Regions from separate parts of the Mus musculus genome. Here region 1 is linked to region 2. Evidence: chromatin loops called from intact Hi-C (ENCODE). Cell type or tissue: gastrocnemius. All regions are shown on one strand. Each heading gives the region's core, and the rest is flanking DNA. Links, peaks and the distances in the headings are about the cores only. Region 1 has its middle 22 kb from the start of Gm31813. Region 2 overlaps Tbl1xr1 (transducin (beta)-like 1X-linked receptor 1).

Region 1 (12,723 bases), core at 3,912-6,411, 160 kb before region 2:
CTTGTATTGCAACAAGATGGCACTTCTTAACTGAAAAAGAGAAAATGTCACTGGACTTATGTGAGTCCATTTCTTTAGTTCCCTTGCTTATCATTCCAATTCCTGGCTTACAATTTCTGAAAACACGAAAGGAAATGAAATAAAGAATAACCTCAAACACATAACAGTTGAACAGAATATAGATTTAAGAATGTCCTTAGGCATCGATTCAAAGCACAGCACAAAGCACAGCAGAACAAGGAGAGAATGGGTGTTAATGTTCCATTTAAAAAGCCAAACTTTGGGAGAGAAAGAGGCTTCCCATAAAAGTAAGCTGGCTTCTTCCAGCTTTAATCATAAGCATGAGACCCCAGAGCCATAGAAACTGTTCACTTCAGGATGTAAACAGTAAAAGAAGGTGTGAGATTTCAGTCCTTGGTCAGAAATCACAAGGGGTCAAAAGGACTTGATGTCTACTATGGACAGAGGAAAAAGGCAAGAGAGGAAGACAGCCTTACAAGGAGAAAGGACAGAGGAGAGGAAAAGTCAAGGAGGAAGGAATGAGAGGAGGGGAGAGCAGAAGAGAGGTTTGGAAAGAAAATAATTAAGGGTGGAGGGAGAGAAGAGAAAGAAAGAGGAAAGAAGGGAGGAATGGGAAGACAAAAGGAGGGAGGAAGAAAAAGATCTAGAACAAAAACCAACTTCAAGCCCAGAAGGAAATTATTTGAGCTTGTTTGAAAAAAACACGAATTAGTAAGCATGTGAACTTAGTACTGCATGAGAGTCAAAGGGATCTGATGGTCTCCATCTGTGCAAAACCAGTCACTGAGCCCAGGAGGCAAGGGAACGTGGGCACTACAGGAATTGAAAGTGTAAAAAAAGAATTGAACAACTATTCATTTATTAGGGCAAGGCATGTGCACCACAGTGTGTGTGTGGAGGCTAGAGGACAATTTAGGGGACTAGGTTCTCTCCTTCTACCATGTATAGCCCAGAGACTGAACTTGGGTCTTCAGGCCATCTCACCAGACTCGAGTGTAAAATTTCAAAAGTCAAAGTGTAAATTTAGCACTAGACTGAGAATGTGGCTCATTGGGTAGAGTGCTTGCCTCTTGCGTGCATGAAGCCCTGAACTGTACTTCATAAGCCTGTCATGGTGTTGTCTACAACCTCTGTATTCAAGAGGCTAAGTTAGGAGCAGCTGAAGGTCATTTCTGCCTGTACAACAGAGGTTACATGAGACCCTGAGTCAAGGAAGAAAGGAAAGAAGGAAGGAAGGAAGGAAGGAAAAAAGGGAGGGAAGAGAAAGGGAAGGAAAAGAGGAGAGGAGGGGAGGGGAGGGGAGGACAAGAGGGGAGAGCTGAATCCAAGGGTGTTCTCAGGCCTTGATCTTTGGTCTTCTCCAACCCTCAGAGAAAAACTGAGGACCTCTTCTCATTGAGTCCTACCATGGTTTGAATCTGAAATGTCCCGCCAGTCTCATGTTTGAATGATTCCTTCCCAGCTGATGTGCTGTTTGGGAAGCTGTGGAATTTTTAGACGATGAGGCCTGACTGGCAGAAGTAGATAACCTTTAGAGGTTAGAGCCCAGCTGCTGTTCCATTTCTGATTCCTAGTCCACCACAGAGGGAAGAAGCTCTCTCACACTCCCACTGCCACCAGCATCTTCTTCCCATGGACTGACACCCTCTGAAACCATGAGCCAGAATAAATTTTCCTCCCTTGGCTTGAGTCTGGCCAGTATTTTGTCAAGATCATCCAAAAGTGAAGCAGGTAGGGATGCAGTTCAGTTGACAGAACACTTGCATAACCACACAAGGCCCTGGGTTCAATGCCCAGCACTACAAAGATAAGTAACTAGCGCTGCTTTCAAGCCCGGTTGCCTTGAAGTTAAACCATCACCATCAGTTTCTGGCTCCTGGTGTTTCAGATCCAGGTGGTCCTGGAACATCTTGGCTCTCCAGGGTCTGTACCTTAACATGTACAAATGGATGTTGGAAACGCCAAGCCTCCAGAGTCACACAAACCAACTAAGTTAACTTTTTACAACAGCAAAGTAGAGGTAACAAGATGGTCCTGTGGGTAAAGACACCTTCTGCCAAGCCTGATAACCTGAAATCAACTGTAGAAATGCACTAAGCACTGTAGTGCATATGTGCCCACATATATTTTTAAATAGTGTGGTTTTTAAACTTAAAAAAAACCAACCTCTTATTTATTTAAGTTGCATCTATTCCACCCTATGTACATATTCTTTATGACAAAACACACACACACACACACACACACACACACACCTGGTTCCATTTCTCTGGAGAATTTTGATTCATAAACTTAAAAAAATTTTAAAAAGGGAGGGGTTGGTAAGGAAAAAAAAATCAAACTGACCTCATGGGTCTCCTTAATAACATACAATGATTGAGCCTTGGAGAAACATACACAAAATTTTAATGAAAAGAAACAGTGACTCCGGAGCATTTAGTAAGGACATCATTCTAGAATGATGACAAGCATGGATCTTTTCAAAATAAAGGAATCAGAGAACAAGGGCCATGTGACCTCCTGGGAAAATAGGACAGTGAAACTTAAGCAGGTGAGAGAGAAAACATAAGAAAGATGAAAGCAGCTGAGCGTGAAGCCTGGCAGAGAGCTTGAGACACAGGGAAGTTACACTACCATGGTAGAGATTACAATCACAAGAGCTGAGCACTGTCAATAGGGGCAGCTTGAACAGAGTAATTATGGAGCTTGGTGGTGGAATGCTCGTCTAGTTAGTGAAATGGACAAAGCCCCGAGTTCTAGCTCCAGCATTTCAAAAATCAGGAATGGCAGAACTCTCTGTGATCCCAGATATGGAAGATGAGGTGGGAGGACAAGAAGTTCAAGGTCACCCTCAACTACCCGGAGGGTTTGAGGCAAGTCTGAGATAGGTGAAATCCAGATTCAAAGGAAAAGAAAGAAAAGGAGGAGAGGGTGTTAAAGTCAAAATCTTTTTTTTCCCATTTTTTATTAGGTATTTAGCTCATTTACATTTCCAATGCTATACCAAAAGTCCCCCATACCCACCCCCCCCCACTCCCCTGCCCACCCACTCACCCTTTTTGGCCCTGGCGTTCCCCTGTACTGGGGCATATAAAGTTTGCACGTCCAATGGGCCTCTCTTTGCAGTGATGGCCGACTAGTGTCCCCCAGGGCTCTTTCTGCTAAGGCTGGGTTCCCCTCGCAGTGGTACTGTCTTTGAAAGGTGGCGCCTCAGGGACAGTCTTCAGGCCATGCAGGCTTGCCCTGGCAGAGGATTGTGGGACCGCAGTCCCTTCTTCCTCTTTCTGCTTTTGCTCTGGCTCTTGAGGTGACTACCCCCAAAACCTAAAGCAATGAGACAGCCAGAGCGAGAGAAGCAGACTCCAAAAGTAGGATCTAAATTAAGATCCCAGACATTTGTCCCAGCAAGTTGAAGATAATGCAAGAACACAACTCGCAACAAATGGGGGAGTAGCAGTAGGGGCTGTGACATACCTCCATTCTCTGTTATCTAAAATTGAAGAAAATACCTCTACCTCTAAGTGTTTCTCACAACCTTTCATATAACATTGAAGAGCTTCTGTAGAAAGTACTTCTAATGGAGAAATTGCTTTTCTTCTTCATGTGTACTTGTATAAATTTATAGGTATGGTGAGATATTTTGACAGATCCAGACAGTTGCTAATGATCAAGTCAGTGTAATTAGCACACCCTGAGTCAAAGACAAAACGAGCTTTTGAAACTCCGTACTTTTGATTTTTTTTTTTCAATGTACTTCATTTGATTTTTCTTTAAATTCAGTGGTTTTGTTATCTTGGTAATTTTTCCTCCTTTTGGGATAGTGTCTCATGAAGCCTTATGTAGCTAAAGATGACTGAACTTCTGATCTTCCTGTGTGAACCTTCAGAGTGCTAGGATTACAGGCATGCACACCATGTGTGGTATACGTAGTGCTGAAGATCAAACACAGACCTTTGTATGTGCCAGGCAAGTATTCTATCAACTGTGGCAGAACATTTGTATCATAATACCATTTTTATATAGTCCATCTATTTAAATATCTAGCTGGAAAGATTCAAGTCAGCAGTAACTATGCAATTTCTGGTGATTCCATTCTAAGTAAATAATAAATGAAGCTTATTTTCTCATTACTACTTGACTAAAGAATTTGGGTGACTTTCAAAAACATCCAAGCAAGGCTGGCAAGGTGATTTGTTGTACAACAGCGCTTCCAATACCCAGAGCCCACGTGGCAGAAAGAGGCAGCAGAGGTCCCTTGACCTCTGCTCAGGTGCTCCAGCCAACAAGAGCCTCCCCACCCCCTGCTGTTCCAAACACACACTGAATAAAGAAATGTTAAGCAAAATAAAACAACTTTGCAGTTCTTAATGGAAGGAACAGCTTTCCTTTTTTCCCCATTATTAACCTTTTTAGTTACCCTACAAAATAGTAAGTTTCATTAAGCAGTTTCTTTCTTAAAACACAGCAGGAGTCATCTGAAAGATCCTAGCAGGAGTGGAGATGTAACACATGCTCTTTAACTTGTTTGGTTAAAATAAATTTCAGCTTCTAAAAATACTGTGTTCTTCCCCAGCTAGCTTCTTGCCATTTAAAATTTGACACAGTGCTTACCAAAGATGACTCAAAATTCAGTTATTCTTATTTCCTGCATTCTTGATTTCCATACAGAGCTGCAGAATCTTTCCAAGGAAAAAAAAGTGGACCTTCCACCCACTCCTACTTTCCCCTGGTAAAACTGCCCTGGCTGCAGTTTACCTTCAAGGTAAACCAGGGAAATGACCCAGACACTGCCTTTCAGGGAGCAGGATTCCAACATGTGAGTAGTGGTAGCAGGTACTCCTGATTTTAAATAATGCCTCTCAAGAGGCCCAATGGCTAAGAGCTCCTGCTTTGCAAGAATGAAAACCTGAGATCAAATCTCCAACATGCAAGTAAAAAGCCAGGCATGGCTGGCTGCTCTCTTGTATACCCTCAGCTTTGCACGGTAGAGACAGGCAGATTCTGAAAGTTCATTGGCCAGGCAACTCCAACTAAATGCTAATCTTCTGGTTCAGTGGGAGACAGTGTCTCAAGGAACTGAAACCATCAGAGAAAGACATACTATACTCTTCTCTGGCCTCTGCATAAGGACACACACACACACACACACACACACGACAGAGAGTGAATAATGATTCTGGTATTGTGGCTATGTAACACCATTGCTTTTTTGCTGATTCTAGGGGAATAAGACTACTGGATGTGAAATGTGTTAAGATTTAAACAGGCAACATATGTAAATAAATTGACACAGATTAAGTCTTAAGGAATCCATAGTTAATAGTGTTTTCAAAACAATTAACGATGCTACTCAACCACAATGAGATCATATCCTGATAAGCCCCTCAGTAGATGAAAATATCACTTAACACCCATCACCTACTGGACAAACCAGCTAAGCAACCATGCTGGAGAGTATTGGTTGCTCACATTTGTGATCCCAGGCTGACCACAAACTGAGAGTACGGTGCCACTGCCCACTGTAAGTCATACCCCAAGAGGAAGATCAAAGCTCAACAACCCAAAAGAAATAAAAAAAAAATCACTAAAGCCAACCACTTTAGCTGTCAACATAAAATAGTTTCATTAGTTGGAAAGTAAAAAACAAAACAAAACAGAACAAAAACCTGGAGAATGAACCAAATTGGAGAACATTCTAGAAATCTCTCCAGAGTCTGCTTTTCCGATGTGTATGGAATCTGTGTTGGTTTTCGTTGTTGTTATTTGCCTTGGTTTTTAGTTTAGTGAGTATTACCTAGGCCTAGATGACCCTTCTAATTACATAGTTGAGGAGAACCAAGAACACTGATTCTTCTTCCTCTACCTCCAAAATTAGAGGATCACAAGAATGTGTTACAGTTCCTTACTTACATGGTGCCGAGACAGATGCCAGCGCTTCGTGAATGCAAAGCAAGCACTCTACAACTGAGTTATATGCCCCGTCCCAGCACTTAAGTTACTGAGGCAGCATATAAGGCCTCTCCAAAGATTCCAAGAGTGGTGTAGAAACCTCTGAGGGTTTTTGTCCTATCCACAGCTAGACAACTAGACACTCTGCTCATCACCCAGGGTATCAGCTTGGAAGCCTGGGTCTGGATTAACTTTTATGAGCCCTACTGTTGATCCTACTGGGAGAGAATAGGACCATTATCCCAATTTTTGAGCCAAAATTAAAGTAAGTTTTATTAAATGCTGGCCAAGACTATGGACTCTACCCAGATCCATACTCAGGATTCCCAGAAAACGGCCTCACACTGTGCTAATCTGGTGATTATAAAGGCACAACCTACAAGGCTGTGTATTTGCTGCCTTGGGGGTAAGCATACATCCTGCCTATGTACTTCCTGGTCCATGTGATTAAGGACATCCTGAGAAGTTGAAGCAACCAACCTTGTTTACAGAAGTGAAAACATTTTCATGGCTTGTTATCTTGCATGAATAGTAGCCCCCAGAATCCAGGAAGTTATCTGTCCGTGGGCAGAGAAAGTTATCTGCATTATAGGTTAGAGACATTTTTGTTTTATAGATCCCTTCAGCACAGGAATTAAAACTTAAAATATAACTTTAGCCCTCACAGTTGGAGTATATCATTTACCAAGCTGTAAAGGGCAATTAGGTTGTCTGATTTCACAAGACCAGGTTCACCGGATGGTGTCCAGCTTCCCCTGGTGAATGAGTGACCAGAACGAAAGCACTCTTCACCTCTGCTGAACTTGGATCCTTGAAGGTGGGGCTGACTAGAGTTACCAGGCTGTACAATGCTGTCTGGCCACATCTTGGAGCTGGGCACATTTCTCGTCCTCCCCTCAGGGAGGGGTTTATAGTACAGGCAGTTTTTTCAAAGAGGAACATTTCCTTAAACAGGACACCTTAGGCTTATCTGTTGTAGGAGAACAATTAACACAAGCTTTGTGAAGATCTGCAATTGAGAAAACACTGAGTTCCAAGCCAAGTCCAGTCACTTACACTGGCAGAGTCCATTCTCAGAGTCATCAGAGGTACGGGGTGTTCTCTAGGACTTGGTCCTGGTCCTGAGTTAGCACAGAGGCAAATAGTCCTTGCCTAAGAGTTGATGTTCCAGGAAAAAGTAGATGTGTGGTTGCCAGGATGACTATCTCCAACTCAGCTGGGTTTATTTTCGTCTGCCATTTTAAGAAGATGTTGGCTCAGGGGACAGACACATTCTGTACCAAGCCAACAGGTACCCTGCCAAAAATTCTGTGTCAAAAGCTGATGATGAGGGCTGAGGGATGTATGTCAGTTGGCAGAGTACTTGTCGAATGAGCACAAAGACCTAGGATCAATCCCCAGCACTGTGTAAAGGGATTGTGGTGGCACATATCTGCAAGGTCATCCTAAACTATATAGAAATATCAAAGGAAACCAGACAACTTGAGACCCTGATTTAAAACAAGGGAAAGGACTGAATAAAATAAATAGCCTCTGATATTTGGGCATTTAAATTTGTTGTTGTTGTATTTTTCCTGATTTCAGAACTCTTGCTGGAACAATCTCTACATTATGGTTGACTGTAGAAAGAGCTTCCAAGTTAGCGAGCTGAACCTCCTACAGATGAGGGTTAGAGGAGTAAGTATCTCCTCAGGAACTAATGCACGTGATTATGGGGCCTTACTAAATCTAAACTTCTCGGGTCAGCATCAGTCTTTAGTAAGACCTTCAGCTGACTAGACGGAACCCACCATGTCATAAAAAGTATTCTTGCTGCACAAAGAATCCATTGGTTTTCATGTTAATCTCACCCAAAGATGTTACAGAAACATCTAAAATAATGCTTGACTGAATATGCAGCCCCATAGCCCAGCCAAGTTGAGATGCAGAATGACTCACGCTGGTTTCTAAACACCTGCCAGTCTCCTACAGCCTCTGACACCATTAACCACAAAGGGGAGGGGGGGGGGAGGTTTTCTCTTTCCCTTACCCATCTCACTGTTAGTCTAGACTCACTACCAAAACCAGACATGAATATTGGGCTCTTACTGTGAAAGCAGAAGGTGCAGAGAAAGTTCCCTTCACACAGTTGATCAATAGCATTAGAAGTAACAAGAAATGAGAAAATTCACATGGTCCAAGTCGTCAGGCTCCTAACACACACAGCATGCTCTGCTCGGGGCCTTCCCTAGCCTACACACTTGCCTGGAAGGCAACAACTCCTTTTCAGTTCCTTGAGCTGTGGCTTTTCTTCCCCAAATCTTCTCTCATGTTCCTTTCCTCCAGGGAGGGTGGTTGTGACATCTGCACACAGAGACGCCGTGGGAGGCAACAGCTTCGTCCGTTGGAGTTTAAAGTCTAACGCAAACCCTGAGCCGTTATCTCACTATCCACTGTTACATAAGGAAACAGTCTTGACTGACACCCCTTTCTGTGGTCATGAGTTGTTTCCTCATTGCTCTTCCCTCAGCAGTCTCACCTTTAACCCAGGAAGTGAGGAGAACATGTTTCTGCCATGTGTATGTACCTTAGGCCTGAATAAAGCAGGGCTTTCATTATTTTAGATTGAACTAAAGAAGATTTAGCTACCTTGAAAAGCAACACTCACAAGGGGTTTCCACTAATAGCGATCCTCATCTCACTGTGAATGGGTATATAGTCATGCATGGTGTCTTGAGGACTCCTTTGATAGAATGATATAATCGACAGAACATGTAGACCCTGAGGCACTATGTGGAGCACACATCAGCAGGAGTACACACCTAGCTTGTTTCCAGTATTCAGTTTCTTACTCTCCCAGGCTGCACCTTCACTATGATGATAAGCACACTTCCCACCCACATGTGAAGGCCCTGATCCATGGCACCTGTGGAGACAGCCACAGACCATCACTCTTCTTCACAGCCCATAGCCGTGCCAGGAAGTCCGAGTTGAAATCTGTTCTCAAATGTTCTCATCCGTTCCATGGAATCATGTATTTCTGGTAAACATCTCTTCTTCTACTTAGACCAAGCCAGTGAGGGACTCAGCCAACACAGAAAGAAGAGCAGAAGGAGAATACAGACAACCCTCCCATTCTCAACGGTCAGCATTCAAGGCCCAGTGACATCTTGGCTCTTCCTGGATCTCATTTGTCAGTGCTTCCTGGAAGTCTATACAGTAAAACAAAGTGTGCATGTCTGCAGTGTCCGTCCAATAAATGCCATCTCTATATAGGTTGGTTAGTAATAGGTTTCTAACACCTGAGAAAACAGGAGGAGAGAGGGAGGCAAATCCTGGAAATTATATTATGAGGCATTCTTTGGTGCTTAGATTATGTGCAGAGAGTTAAATGAGATCATTAACATAAAATTTGTCATTTGTAAAGTGAAATTCATAGCTATGATTCTGTAGACATCTTTAACTAGGAGTAAAAATGATTCCTTAAAGACTAACAGATTTGTCATGCTTTATCATTTTCTTATTTTTATAAAAAATATTCCAAGACTGAGTCTCATATATTCCAAGTCTGGCCTCAAACTTACTGTGAGGCTCAAACTTACTGTGAGGCTGAGGATGGCATGGCCTTCTTACCTCTACCTTACAAGAGTTGGAATTACAGGCATACAACACCACTTCCTACAATGCTGGCACTGAAGCCAGGGTTGCACGCTATGCAGACAAACACTCAACCAACTAAGCTACATATCCATTCTCTTCACAATACATTATCTCTATCGCTGGTTCCCAAGGGTCTCAGATAATATAAATTAATCCTTAGATTCATGGGATCTTGAGTACAAAGCAACGTGTGCATGTGTGTTGTATACGTGTAAGAAAATGTCATGATCAAGCTTGTTAGTGCATGTTAATAAAGAAAATCAACACGTGCTACAGAAACAGACTAACAGCATTTAATGAACTGTTTATATGTCTCATGTATATTTAATGCCTGTCCTCACAGGTGTTTAGAATCAGCAAGACAAACTTCTAAAGGCAATTGTATCTACCTCATTAACTCAAATTAATTGTAGTATTATATTTCTTTGCTTTGAGGCTTGAATGAAATCAGCTCAGTCTAGCAACTGACTAAGTCACATTCCTTAGAGATTCTGATTGGCTGCTATTGATGCTGCAGGCATTTCTCAGAGGAAACTTACTTGTTGGATGGGTGTGCATGCAGGAAAAGCTAGATGGCCAAACTTAAGGAATCTTTAGCAGGAAATGTCTCCTATAGCTTGGTATGTTTATGTAATTTTGCTTGGTTTCACTGTCCAGCAATTATCATTTTATTTACTAGGGGAAAAGTCAGAGTATGGGGTTCGGGTGGTGAGGGAATAGTAACTTCAGGTCATTGGTCTAACATAGTACAGAAGGGTCCTTTTGTATACTCCCCTCAATACTAACTCTGAGGCATAAGTGCTAAAAAGAAAAAAAAAAGTTGCATGTAAAACTAGCCCATTGAAGAGGGGAGAGGGGTGGTTCAGGGTGTAAAGTTACTTATCACGAAAACCTGACAAGCTGAGCTTGAGTTCATTTGGTGCCCATGTAGAGGGGAGGAAATAAATGATTCCACAAAGTTGCCTTATGACTTGCACATACACACAAAATGAAAAAAAAACCCACATGTAATTTTTTAAAGGGCCAAGTTTACGTGGTTAACATTGAGACAAATAGATGCCGTTGTTTTTTACTAGAGGAATTCTCAGAGACTTGAACATTTCATGTTTTGTGACTCTCCACAAAGTCGTTAGCATGTAACCCAGGTTGATCCATTAAAGGCATTTGGTGAGCCCAGTAGACCGTAAAATATACTTTGAGAAATCTTGGCCCTAATAAAGTCTCAACTGGGAACTCCCCATTTCTTTTAGTTTGTTTGTTAGGGCTTTGGTTTTGGTTTTTTGAAACATGGTCTTCCTATGTAACCCCTTGCTTAGCTATAAATATCCCCCTGCCTCAGTCTCCTAAAGTGCCAGGATTACAGGCATGAGTCATCATCCTCCTCAACCTAACAGAGCTTCTTAATTCGCTTAAGAGGCCCACAAGTAGAATTTCACTGGAGCTGGTCTTGTCTCCTGGCAGGGCTCGTGAAATTAGAGTCACTTCATATGCACACTCGAAGACTTTGGTGTGCACTTAACATCTCTTTATTTCTATTATCAAAGTGTTATTTCTAGGACTGGGAATGGAAACCAGGTGCCGAGAGTACTCACAAAGAATTCATGAAGCCCTGGGTTCTATCCCTAACCCCTCACAAAACAGATACAGTGAGATAGCCCTGTAACTTAAAAACTCACTCGTTAGAGGTGGGTGGATCTGAAACAGAAGCTATCATCTACACAGCAAGTTTGAAACTAACTTGGACTACGTGACCCCTGTTGTGTTGTTATTCTTCTTGTTGTTGTTTGTTAAAAAAAAAAGAAAAAGTGAATTCTAGGTGAGCCAGGGCTACATATTGGAATACACACACACACACACACACACACACACACCGAAAAGACTATTTTAGAGATGGAGAAATGGCTTGGTAGGTAAAGCTTGCTGCACAAGCATGAGAATGTGAGTTTGGATCCCAGCACCCACAGAATGCAGTGGCATGCAACCATAACCCCAGTGCTGAGGATTAGAAACAGGGGGATCCCTGGGGCTTGCTGACCGTCTAGTCTAAACAAATTGGTGAATCCAGATTTAGTGAACAGCACTGTCTCAAAAACAAGGTGAGAGTGAAGAGGACCCCCGGCTTACACACATGCACACATGTGTGAGTACACATTAAGTACCTTGGGAGAAATGAATCCATAGTGCAAGAGGATGCCCTACCCGAGTCACAGCCTGCGCTACGGGGAAGCCTGGTACAGTCCTGAGAAGTCAGGCACAGAGCCAGGAGCTTGGTCCCCCTGCCTTTAAGAACTACCAATGCAGAGGCCACCCCACTGAGTTCTACTCTGTGGCCCCAGTGGTTTCTCTTTCTTGATCACCACGAAGGCTGCTGTGTGCCCACATTAACTCCCCCCCCACCCCCACCCCCCGACTTCCTCTTTCTTTTTCTGTTCCTTAACTTCTCTTGTGCCACCTCCTCCACCTGCTTTCTTAATTTCCTCTTCTCTGCTCGTAATCTAAATGTGAGCTTTATCAGATGGGGGTGGCTGGGTCAAAGTTTGCCATAACCTTGCGAAGGAAGAAAGAGTTTTCTTCCAATTTCATGCCTTAGGATCTGAGCGACAGCAGACACGGCGGCAAAGTGGGGAAAGAACATTCCTTCTTTTCTTGCCCTTCTAATAACTGGCACTGGTGTCTAAAGAGACCATTGACACCACAGAGCTGTGATGTCTTTGTGCTTTTGCAATTGAGGAACACGGATTCAAATCAACCCATTCTCGACAAAGAAAAATTATTTGTAGACATAGGACCCATGAAGAACAACTGACAACCACTTCCTTCATTCTGAGCCTGCTCTGTGAGGCTGATTCCCTCCCTGGGTTTAGAGCCATCCTTGTCTGGTTCCTGTTGGGCCTACAGAGGAAGAAAAGCTCTGTGCTGGCTCTATCTCTGCAGGCAAGCCTACCACAATGTTAATCTGATAAGTCTAGGTTTGAAAAACCTCAGAACTCAAGCAGGGTGTGGTGGCGCACACCTTTAACTCGGGAGGCAGAGGCAGGCAGATTTCTGAGTTCGAGGCCAGCCTGGTCTACAAAGTGAGTTCCAGGACAGACAGGGCTATACAGGGAAACCCTG
Region 2 (12,723 bases), core at 4,340-6,839:
CTTTCTCAAAGGATGTAAGGGATACTTTATTCTAGAGCCAAATTTGAGTTACCATGACTCCTGGAACAAAGATTGACGTTACTCCTAAATACCATGTTCCAATGTGATAATAGTCTTACAAAGTTCTTATAGTAATAGAACAAAGACAGTTATAAACAAAACTTTGATATGAAGTCCCTTATTTCTCTCCGTGTGTATGTTTTACATAACTAGACAAGAGTATTTAAGAAATGAATCAGCTGTGTAAAGTTGTATCTCAGAAGTATCCAGCAGGCTAGGCAGGGTAAATGGTAGGTAATAGACTGTATGCTTTGCTGTAGGATCCCAGTCAGTCCATGGCTCTGCTGAAGAGACTGTAAGATCCTTTTGGACTCACTCCTCCCTTCGGAGAATAAGCACCTGGATCTTCTTTTCTCAGTAACGTGAGGATTTACATTTTTCTGGAATAAGTTTTTAGAGAACCAAGCTTTTGCAAAGATTTCTAAGCCCAATCTTGGGAGGGTAGGTCAAAACCCGAGCTCTGGATTTTTCTGACCATCTGATCTTAGTCTGGGATTTCTGAGCCTCACTGAACTTGGTTTTGAGACAGGTGCAAACTTTACTGTATAGTGTACATTTTGTCACCCCTAGAAGAACAATCTTCTATCCCTTTGCCTTTGGCCTTTAATGCACAAAATAACCTATACAAAGCTAAAAACTGCGTTTAATTTTCAATTTCTTATTGAAACAGTTTTTCTATGCTATTTATGAAATAATTTCAATTTTGTTGGCTTAGAGTGTGTGTGTGTGTGTGTGTGTGTGTGTGTGTGTGTGTGTTTAGGCCAGAGGGCAACTTGTAGGAATCAGTTATCCTTTTGGGTCCAGGGATCAGGTTGAGGCTGTCAGGCAGCAGGTGCCTTCACTAACTAGATGAATCATTTTCTTCCCCCACCTTAACATTTTCTTGTTAATTAAAAACATTCTGGGCTATGTGGCAGAAGGCCGGGGATATTTTCCTTTCTTTTGAAGGTGTAGCTTCTGTGGGGCCACCTTTTCTATTTTTTTTATTTTTAGAAGCTTTCAGAGGATGTCAGGCTGATAATCAAATGCAGACATGCTTGGTAGGTGATGAGACAATAGGTAGTACCTAGCCAGCGTGGGAAAGGTGCCTTATATTTCAGAACTCTCAAATTAGAAGTGCCATCACCATGCTGTATACCAGTGCTGCCCACCCATTGGGGGAATGGGTGAGGGCTGTGATGAAGGTTCATGGGCATTGGCTGAGCTGAGCCTGTCCATGGGCTGAGCTTCATTGCAGGCTGTGGTCGTAAGCTTGGGTTATGTACCCCATTCACACCTCTCTCTCTCTCAAGGGTGACTTTTTTTTTGTAGGTTGGCCCATTTCCAGAATCTCCATTCTCTCCCTATTCAAGTCCATCTGTCCTCCTCTCTGTGTGCTGCCCACCATCTCTCAGTGTGTTGTAGGAGTGACGGAGGTATGAACTTTAGTCCAGGAAATTTACCAGGAAAAGAAGTCCAGCTAGCCTCCCTGGGGTCTCTCTTCTTGCTCATTGGGACACAGTTGGGGGGTGGGGGGGGGAGGGATCCCATAGAACAAGGCCGAGGCCAAGGGGCAACTTCACACTTGAAAGAGCTTTGGTTGTCTTGATTTTACCAGTGAAATGTTTTTAAAGTAGTGGTGATAGGTATATATGTTTTCTGGGAATGCTTCGAGTATCTGTAGCTATTTTAGAAAAAGTTTACTGTCTAAGCAGTATTAGAACTTATGTGACTGCACATTTATTCTCTTTTAGTGACATTTTCCTGTTTCCTAGTATAACATGTTTTGGGAAAATTTTGGAAATCTTTTCTAACTGTGTCAGAATACTTTCATGGAAATATTTAGAGACAGACTGATAAAATTACTCAGGTAATAAATGGGATTCCTGACAACTTGAGTCTTAGGAGCTAGAAGGGAAAGAATCAACTCCTAAAGATGATACATTTTTGACCTTTGCGTATGCACTGTGGCATGAGTGGGTATGTGCCCTTACACACACATTCACATATACACTACTAATAATATTTCAGATAGAACATATTATGAACAATTAACAGAAACATTGCTGACTTATGTATCTCCTCAGTAGCATTTGATATTGTTTATGATGCCCTCCATAATACAACAGTAGGTAAATTTCTGTTAGAATACCTATGCACCTCTCAGGGATTACACTTTTATTTGTAGGAGATGGAAGATTACAACAGATGTTTCAGCGAGAGAAATTCAAGTGCTTGAAGCATAATAACCTGTTTTGTGAAGACTGTTTCTGATATGTTTTCCAGTGGGTAGTTGGAACTAACTAGTCCTAGGCCCCTCTCCAGGCCAGATTGCTTGCATGCAGGGTAGAGTGCAGCATCTTCCCAGGGCCCTAGTACTCTTCAGAGCTTAAGCCCGGAGGCCCTGGCCATGCTGTTAATGTTGGCCGGAGGTTGTGCTTCTTCTAGTCTTTACAGAGCCCTGTTAACTCTTTCCTAGTGCTGTCTCCTGACCTTGTAGCTGCACATGAGGTGGGCAACCTTGTGATGCTTAACTGTTTCTCCCAGAGCTGCCAGGACAGAGGGGGAGCACTCTGCTTGCCTCCACTCCATTCACTGTGAAAGAGGGAGAGGAATCTTAACTTCTGCTAAAGACTGTGCTCATCACAGAAGCTCAGATTTTCTGTGTCTGTATCTTAAGTGCAAGTTAAAAACAGTTCATGCTGTGTCTCCTTTTATGTCTCTTATTAAAAGATCTCCATGGTATCTTGTTTGTTTTGTATCTTCTGTGGCCTCTTTGTAAGGTCATTATTATGCTTCCTTTGTAATTGAAGTTTGGAGAGACAGTGAGTTTTTCTGGCTCCTCATCATTAGTCTTGAAATGAGGTGACTAGCTGTCAGCTCACTTGTGGTGTCTCTCTCTAGTTCTCAGCTCTGCTTACTGTACAGTCTAATATTAAAAGAAGCCATCCTCTGCTCCACTTCTTACAGGATAATAATTAGAATAAGAAGGACACTCTCTGCCCCTCTTAACAGCCAGTGGCTCTCCACCCCTCTGGTCACTTGGTAGAGGCTTTGAAGCTCAAGTGATGTTCAGGTCTTACGCAAGATCAGTGGTTTTCAACCTTCTCAATGCTGTGGATCTTTCATACAGTTTCTCATATTATGGTAACCCCCAGCCATACAATTATTTCATGGTTACTTCACAATTGTAAGTAGCAACTTTTAGGAATTATAATGTAATATCTGATATGTGACCCACCACCTGAGAACTGCTGCCCCAGAGACATTATCTAGTGAGGACCCAGGGTGCTGCAGGTTAAGTCTTCTCACCTCTGTTGTGCTGTTTCAGTCTTGATACTATGAGTCCTCTCCTCAGCGCTTGGGGAGAGTGTGGTCTAGTAGGGACAGTGCCAGCCCCTCTTCTCCCCTCGCCAGCATGCCTGTGGGTTTGTATCATTGCCCGTGCCTGCCTTTAGATACGTGTGCAGTTCCTGTAGCTTCCCTTTTCCTGGCGGTTTCATTCCCCTAAACTACTGTTTTGTTTTGTTTTTGAAGGCATAACACATATTTGTGTCACCAAAAACCTAGTATTTCTTAGGCATTGTGAGCTGTATCACAAATTTATAATTTTAAGAGGAGAGGAACAATTTGTTATACCTGAACAATAGTGATGTATTCACACATTTTAAAAAGTAATAGACTTTTTTTTTTAAACATGAATCTTCAGTTTGTTTTTTAGTAACAGCAAAAGTTTGTTGAAATTGTTACTTCCAGTGAACTGAAGGCTTTTTCTGTCCTTTTGAGATGTGGTCTGAGTAGGTCAGGATTGACCGTGAGTTATGGGTGTATGCCAGCATTCCTGGCTCAAACCTAAAACTTATACAACTAAACTTTGGCCTTGTTAATTTTGTTTTGACAGGGTCTCATGTGATGGGGCCAGCCTTGAACTCATGATCCTCCCGATCCTACCTCCCAAATGCTGAGAGGTAACTAATAACAAACTTGACTCACTCTTTAATTTAGAAACTGTGCTGCAATTGAATTTGAGCTGATGAATTTTGAAATCATTGGTAACCTTTTGCTGTATTTCTGCATGGTGGTTTATTTTTTTGTTTAATGGAAGGTACAGTTGCATCATGCACAATGAGACTAACTCAGCTGAAGGTTGTTACTGGGTGCTTAAGTATCTTTGTATGGATGTGTGGTCTTGAAAATTGTCCAGTTTTAGGAAAAGTAAGGTCATAATTTACAACCCTTTGGCTCCAGTTTCCCCAAGTAACTTGAGTAACAATGGAAGTGAAAGCAAGGACAGAGGATGGGGAGGCTTCTGACTGCAGCTGAGACCAGGCTGCTTCTCAGATCTTCCTGCAGGGGGAGCTACCCTCACCTCATCGTATGCTTGGTGTCTGGTAAGCTGCGTGTGTGTGTGTGTGTGTGTGTGTGTGTGTGTGTGTGTGTGTGTGTCTGTAGCACTGTGTGTGTTGGGGGAGGGTTCGAACAATTGTGAGTGTGCACCCATGTGTGTGCATGTGTGTGTATGACTGGCTATCAGCTCAGCATAGTGTACACTGTTTCAAAGGCTTTCTTCTACACTGGAGGATTGCTGGACATGCAAAGAAGATAATTGATATATTTTTCTTGTTGTTTTTTTAATCAGCAAATGAGGAAGGATCTGGTGGAACTGATTTAGTATATAGCTCCTTTAAAATTGGCCCCATTTGGAATTGGTCCATTTATCATCTTGGAAATCATGTACTAGGGCCACTTGGAATTCTGTGACGTTTTCCCTAGGAATTCATTTAATAAAATCTTTTTCACCTTTTATTTATAGAGCTGGGGTGAACTGCAGCTATGTCTATCTTAACGAACACAATTAGCTCTAGTAAGATTTTAATTTTTCCTCAGGTCTAAATGTGACTTCCAGAATTTCCACAGAGAATAGAAACTCATGGCAGTCTTGTTACACTGTTGCACAGGCTACTGAACTAAGGCCTGTAGACTAGATGGTTGTTGGGTTTGCACTTTTCCTGGGGCAGGAGCCACATTTTTGAATCAGTGGGCCAAATGAATTTATTGTTAGATCTAGTCAAAATAATTGTGTTATTTTTTTTCATAAATAAAATAAAAAGCCTAACTACATTAAAAAGCACTACTTGGAAGATATTTGCTTAGTCCCAGTGTCTATGCTAAAGGCCTTTCCTAAGATTATTGCGCTGTTCACTTTAGGTAAATGCTGATAGTAGCTTAAAAACAGAGCTATTTTGTTTGGAGACTGAATGAACCTTAACAATCTATAAAGTCAGCTTTGGAATTCATGAGGTGTACTTTAGTTTCTGTTAGTGGAATGTCAGTCAGTCTGTCCCTGCCACCTTCTGGAAGTTGTGTGAAAAGGCTGTCATGAGAATAGCAGCCAGCCACTGCCTCTTCAGCCCTTGTGTTTGGTCTGTGCCTAGATCCCACACCTGTACTGTTAGAGCAGTGAATCCAAGGACTACATATCTTCCAGGTGCTATTCTTACTTATGGAAGAATAGCAAGCTGAGCGAGCAGATAAGCCTTGATGGCAGAAAAGGCTGGGGAGGCATGCTAGACAGCTATGGGAGCACCCTCTCCATGAGTGGTCAAGGGACAGTCCAGGAAGGAGTGGGGCTAGGTTTGAGGGAAGAACGTCTTTGCAAGTGCATTTCCAGTACCGGAATGTCCGTGCCTTGTGGAGGCAGCGACAGAGGACTGAAGGCCAAGGTAGAGGAGAAGCTGATGGAGAACCAGTCCTAAAGTGCTATAGTGCACAAGTGCTGGAACCTGGGCTGCAGAGCAGACAGGACTGTGTCTCTAGAAAGCAAATGTAAAGTAAAGGGCAGATGATGTGCAGGACACAGGTTTGCAGCTTGGGTCTCATTTGTCCTGTGATTAAAGCACATCTGTAGTGTTAGTTAACTTCTCTGCAAGTATGTGTCTTACAAGTTTAAAGTTTTCTCTTTTTTTTTCTTTTTCTTTTTTGTGATTTGCTTTTTAAATGTGCTGCACAGCACTTAGGTGGCCATAAGCAAATACGATCCTTCATCTTAGAATTGTGATATGGCCTTCAGTGTGTTGCTAGGAAATCCTTTCGTTTAGGTTAAACTACCTGTACACAGCTGTGTCTATCTGCTTTTTCCCCCCCCGACAGACAGGGTCTCTCTGTATAGCCCTGGCTGTACTGGAACTCACTTTGTAGACCACGCTGGCCTCGAACTCAGAAATCTGCCTGCCTCTGCTTCCTGGCTCTCTGTCTGCTTTTTACTGAAGATGAACTTGCTCTTGATGCCATAGAAACAGTTTTATACTTAACTATTTAAGTGATATTTACCTTAAGGATCTATAGTCTAAAGAAAAGTTAAATAAAAAACTAAAGGGTGTTGAGGAGAGATAACCAGTAGAACTCCCATTAAGTATATCTGTAGGTGTAGTGAGGAAAATTCTCACTGATGCCAAGGAAGGAAAAGAGCCCTGGAAAGAGGGAAACTAACTGGAATGGGCTGGTTCAGTATTTTACCCAAGAAATGTTGTGTGGAAAGATAGAAAGATGGAGTGGTTAGACATGCAGATGGGTGGGGCATTATTGCTGGTTTATTGATGCTCAGTTTAGGTGACAACATTGTTTTGGATACTTGATAAGGGCTCCGGCCTCCAGTGCAGCTTCCCCCACCCATCCTGCGTTCCTGATGGGCCACAGTGCTGCCTGGACAGCACACCATTCCCCACTGTCATCCCATCTCCCAGCAGATGTCAGTGGTCACTGTGACTTTGTTCTGTGGAACTGGGATTATAGTGTCTACTTTTAAACTGAATTTTATAAGAAGATTCTTATGAAGAAGCTGCATATTGATGTAAGAACGGACTGGGTAGTACAGGTGATTCCTAGAATTGTAACATGGCCTTCAGTGTGTTGCTAGGAAATCCTTTCGTTTAGGTTAAACTACTTGTACATAGTTGTGTCTATCTGCCTTTTTTTTTTTTTTGGTTGGTTGTTGTTGTTGTTTGTTTGTTTTTCGAGACAGGGTTTCTCTGTATAGCCCTGGCTGCCATGGAACTCACCATAGGTGTCTGAAATTAATAATTGCCAAGGAAGCAGGCACATACTTTTTAGTCTCTGTGCAAACTGTGCCTACAGTTTTTTTTTCCCTTGCTTTTCTGGTGGTCGCTATGTAGAAGACCAGCCTAGCCTTGAACTCAGAAATCCCCCCACCTCCTGCTTGCAGGCAGATGCCTGTAACTCAGTCCTAGGGGTCCAGTGTCTTCCCTCTTCTGGTCTCTGCAGGCACTTATACATACCTACACACACATGTCAGGTACACCTATAAATTCACAAATACACACAGAAGTAAACATTGTAAAAATCCTTTTTAAAAGTTTATATTCTATAGTAAAATAAATGATGTTCACTGTGAGTAGCCCTAAGGTCACCAGAGTCTGATGGCAGCTATGCTTTGTTGGGACTCTGTAGTGCTGGGTATAGAATATTTCTCAGCCTGCAGCTCCTCATACCTAAAACTAATGTTTCACATGTACTATACCATCGAGAGCTGTAGGTCAGTGGACTGCTGTAGGTTGCCATGACTTTTTGTAACTCTAATGCTAAGTTGAGTTCTGGGTCTCCAGTAAGCATGGCCATGGTGCTAGGATACCTGGGTGCTCAGTGAGGAATAAAACCAGAGGAACAAACCCAAAGAGACCGTGGCTTTCATAGGTTATCAGAATGCTGCTTAGTGATCGTAATTGCTGACTTGTGTAAACTCTCCTTTCTAGCCATCGCTGTGACTACCCTCCTTTTGGTGGCATCAGTTTGGTGCTACCTACTCTGCACTGATGAACAGTGCCCCTTCTGAGTATCACCTCTTAGATGTGGCACATGAAACATATTTTTTACTTTATTCTCTTTATTTATTAACTCCTGACTGTAAGTACCCATCCCCTTTCCTCTCCCAGCCTCCCACCCCCACCTTCCCCCATCCATCCTGCGTTCATTTCTCTTCAGAAAAGGGCATGCCTCCCATGGATATCAACCAAACATAATATATCAAGTTGCAGTGAAACTTGGTACCTCACCTCATATTATGGCTGGACTAGGTAACCCAGTAGGAGGAAAAAAGAGCCTCAAAAGCAGGCAGAAGAATCAGAGACAGGTCCCCATTGACCCCACACCTTCCTGCTACTGTTAGGTATTCCTCAAGAAGACCTAGCTACACACCTCTAATAAATATGCAGAGAGCCTAGGTCAGATCCATGAAGCCCCTGGTTCTCAGTTCAGTTTTCATGCTCCTATGAGCCCACTTTAGTTGATTCTTTTGGTTTTCTTGACGTGTCCTTCACTCCTCTGCCTCCTGTAATACTTCTTCCTCTTCAGCAGGATTCCCTAAGCTCTGCCTAATAGTTGGCTGTGGGTCTCTCTGCATGTGTTTACATTAATTGCTAGACGAAGCCTCTGTGATGACAGTTGGATTAGGTACTGATCTATATGTATAGCAGAATATAATTAGGAATCATTTCATTCATTGACTTTTTTTTTTTTTTTCCCCAGTGGTGTTTGGTTCCATGCTAGGTCTCTGGGCTACTATCTTCTGTGTCCTGGCTCTCCAGACAGTGTCAGGGTTGGGCTCCCTCTTGTGGCATGGGTGTCAAGCTGGACCAATCATTTGGTTGGATAATCCCACAATTTCTGTAACACCTTTGTCCTCCCCCACCCCCATCCTGTAGGCAGGACAAATTATAGGCTGGATGGATGTTCATGGATCAGTAGGATTAACATAGTAAAAATGGCTATCCTACCAAAAGCAGTCACAGATTCAATGCAATCACATTTACAACACAATTTTTGAAGAACAATACTAACTTTATAGGAAAACCCAGAAAACTCAGGAGAACTAAAACAATCTATCCTGAATAATTAAGTAACTTCCAGAAATATCATCATTCCTGATTTCAAGCTGTCCTACAGAGCCAAGCCACATGGTATTAGTATAAAAACAGACAGTTGATTAGTGAAATCATATTGAAGACCCAGACATAAATCCGCATACCCATGGGCATCTGAGTTTTGATAAAGAAGGCAAAATTATTTAACAGAAAAAAGAAAGCATCTTCAACAAATGGTTCTCATCTAATTGAATATATGCATGTAAACGATTGCAGATAGATTTATTTCTATCATCCTGCAGAAAACTGATGTCCATGTGGATCAGAGACTCCAACCTAAAACCAGATACATCGAACCTGATAGAAAAGGAAGTGAGGAACACAGGGGATAACTTCCTGAACAGAACACCAATAAATAGCACAGGCAGTAAGATCAACAATTAATAAATGAGCCCTCATAAAGCTGACAAGCTTTATCAGGCAGAACAAACATGACTTTTCTGTTGCAGATGTTCCATGGGTGTTGGGGCCTGTGAGTCACTCACCAGAACAGTAGAAAGCCTGGGAGATGTGAACTCTGAGATTAGCACCTGACATGTGATTGAAACAATTCCAAAACCGGTTAAATGTGTCTCTCTTCAAAATATATAGAATGGAAGTTCACATCATTTCCATGGCGTGTGGTCATGTCTGATGAACTCTAATGGAGTCACACTCTCTGGGATCGAGCTGAACTGGGGAGGTCATGCATGACCTTCCTCAGATGCTGGTCAGTTGCCGCATCAGCCCCTCAGGAATATAGGCATGCAGTGTTTGCTGCAGTTTGTAACACAGCTGTGCTGGACAGTCTCACTGGTGGAATACTAAAAACTTGTATAAATGAGTATTTTGAATATGCAGAGCTTGGTATGGGAAACCTTAGATTGAATTTAAGAACGCTGAAACTGTTTTCCTTCTTCTTAGCTTCAGTAACTTGTGATTGGTGGTTGGCTATCCAGTTGTTCATCCTCACATCAATGCACTGCCAATGGTAAGTAAGGTGCCTCTCCTTTTTCTCCTGTACCATGGTGTGTTATGTTAGTGCTTTATAGCTGTGCTGATTCTTGTTTTCTAGAGACGTTTGAGAATTAAAAATTTCTCAAAAATCTCAGAAAGCTCAAAAGTTTATTATTTTAAACATTCTCATTTTCCTGTTATTTTTATGGTTACCTAGTGTCTTACTTTTTATTGTTGTGCTGAGTCAACATGACTAAGGCAACTTAAAGAAGAAAGCATTTAATGGGAGCTTATTATTATTATTATTTTACGGGGTTAGAGTCCATGACCACCAAGGCTGGGAGCATGGCAGTAGTCAGGTTGGCACAGTGCTTGGGCAGTGGCTGAGAGCTTACATGCTGACACAACAATCATGAGACAGAGAGACCTAACTGGGAATTGTCGAGCTTTTGAGACCTCAAGTCTACCCCAGTGATGTGTCTCCTCCAATAAGGCCACACCTCCTAGTTCTTCCCAGTCTCAGAACCTAGGACCCAAGCACGTGAATACAGGGGACTGTGGGGGCCATTCTCACTCAGCCAAAAATAGGATGGAAATATGATCTTTTGTGTGAAATGAACTACATTTTGTGAGTAGAATTGTTTTTGTTAAAAATTTGATATTGATAGTAATAATTCCTTTACTTTTGTTAATCATTTTAGTGAGTTTTGGGACATTGTGCTTATCTTGATGTTACTAGTTAATATGCAGCTAAATGTATAATATTTTACATTTTTATTTAGTTGTTAACTTTAGGGGGGAAGACACTTTTATCTCTTTAGAAAGGTTTAGAAGTCTTTGACTTTGAATTATAAATAAATCTCAGCTGTTATGTAATAATCACCACATTTCCTATTTGGTGACTTGTGGTAATTCAATAGTAGTGTTGTATTAAATTCCCAAGATTTATTTGTGCTATAGGTTAAGTGGTTTCACAAACTAAAATTCAGAATGATTTTATCCTACTTTAATATTGTATGTTTGGGGTGCCTTTGCTCCCTGTCTTAGAATTTTTTTCAATTAAAAATTTATTTGACAATCTGTGTGACATCTGTTTCATTTTCTTCTTCTAACCCCCTCCCCCCTCACTCCCTCTGGAATAATCCTTCTCTCTAGCATATGAATGTACCACCTGGACCCCCTATTTTTCTTCTTTTTGAGATTGGGTCTCCCTGTTAGCTTAGGTTGCGGTAGATTCAGAGAGATCGGCCTGCCTCTGCCTCCTGAGTGCTGGGCATGAAGGCGTGTGTGCACCGATGCATTCACCATAGGCTTAATCATGGTTTATTTTGGTGAATGGGTGTAGGATTATTTGCTGGAGTTGAGGCAGCTTTCGAGTGGCTACACTTCTGAAGAGAAAGGACATCCCACCCCCAGCAGCCATTACCAGCCACTGGAGCCTTTTAACTGTATTCCTCCTATTTGGCTGTTGTGTGTTTGGGGATAAATAAATAGTAGAGTGAACGGCAGTCCTCCATACCCCACATTTATAATTGCTGAGGTTTATTACTTGTGCTACATCAACAATGATCTGAAGATATTAAATAGAAAATCACAGAAATAAACTAGTGACTTTTCAGCCGAGCACTGCTGGGAAGAGTGTGTAAACTTGTCTTGCCCTGGGCATGAAGCCTCCTTCCCCAGGGACTCGCTTTTCCTGTCCGCTTGTCACTCATCTATCAGGGTACCTGCATGCCAGTCCTTTCTAGTATAAGGAAGAGACTATTTCCCGGTTTCCTCTGAAACTTTCATGTGCAGGTGTTTGGTGAGAGGGCCTGGTCCTAGTGAGCACTGTTGATATAAACACTGGGGATTGGTGACCCCTTTGCCACCTTCTCTGGACCATACATGGAGCTTATATTGCTTTACTTCTTAAAATACACTTCACATGACTGGAACTGGCAGTTTTCCTGTGCAAGTTATTTTGTATTTTTCTCTGGAATTCATTGGTGACCATGTCATGTGATGATTTTTACTCTTTTGCTTCAAACATGTATTAGAGAGGAAAGCTATAGCTCCTTCTGCCACCCACAGCCCCTCTTACAGATGTTCTTTCTGATAAGTTCTGCCCTGATGTGCCCTGCTGCCTGATTAGTGTGGCCATTGACACATCAGTTTTATTCCTAAATATTTCACTATTAGAAGTTGCATACTCCTACATAATTGCAATATCATTCTTCTGCTTTAAACTGGCATTAACTTTTTCATGTGAGAAGGAATATAAGTACATATTGCATTCACATTTGAAACCACAAACCAGGTGCTGTCTTCACTGTTGTTAATGCAGCAGTGGTTGAGCGTTTAGAAGTCTGTCTAGACCTGCACCGCTGTCATTTCCTTTTCTCTGGGTATAGGTTAGGTCCTTTCTGGAAACAGCGTTCTAACAATACTTGTCTCGCCTGATTGTCCTCTTCTAGTTTCTATATATGGTGTCTGGAAGTCCATCCATGTTGAAGCCAAAGCACGATTTCCTCTATCTTATTTGCCTTGTCTGTTTTTTGAGACAGGGTCTCATTTAGCCTGGCTAGCCTGGTGCTTGATATGTAGACCAGGCAGGCCTGGAACGCACCAAGATCCATCCACCTGTCTTGTCTCCTCTTCAGTGATGGTAATAAAGATGTGCACCATAACGCCTATGCTGTTCCCTGCTTATTTTCAGAGGCTGAAGAACACACCATCTTATGCATGTTTTTCTTTGATTAGTGTCTTGCTTTGTGGGCATTTGGATTGCTTCTGTTTTGGTTAATTCATGGTAGAGTTATGTGAGATTTTG

The links. A loop is a pair of places that touch in the nucleus more often than their neighbours do. Peaks named below come from ENCODE experiments on the same cell type or tissue, not always from the same donor. Only the 100,000 strongest peaks of a DNase experiment are listed, where the experiment ranks them.
Region 1: a loop joins it to region 2, with 1.9 times the contacts of the local background. A loop is called at or near these places in 1 of 42 quality-filtered maps.

What each region holds. Positions count from the first base shown.
Region 1 is chr3:21,979,930-21,992,652 of GRCm38, forward strand. No RefSeq gene overlaps it. Among named protein-coding and RNA genes, the nearest start is that of Gm31813, 22 kb to the left of the region's middle. In gastrocnemius, for the core only: no CTCF peak of the experiment used is centred there; no DNase peak of the experiment used is centred there; H3K27ac peaks cover 1,627 bases.
Region 2 is chr3:22,139,064-22,151,786 of GRCm38, forward strand. Tbl1xr1 (transducin (beta)-like 1X-linked receptor 1) reads left to right here. Exons shown (of 16, transcript NM_030732.3): 2 at 9,879-9,945. Among named protein-coding and RNA genes, the nearest start is that of Tbl1xr1, 69 kb to the left of the region's middle. In gastrocnemius, for the core only: CTCF peaks have their summits at 4,374 (motif pointing right) and 5,396 (motif pointing left); DNase peaks (open chromatin) are centred at 4,422 and 5,424; H3K27ac peaks cover 683 bases.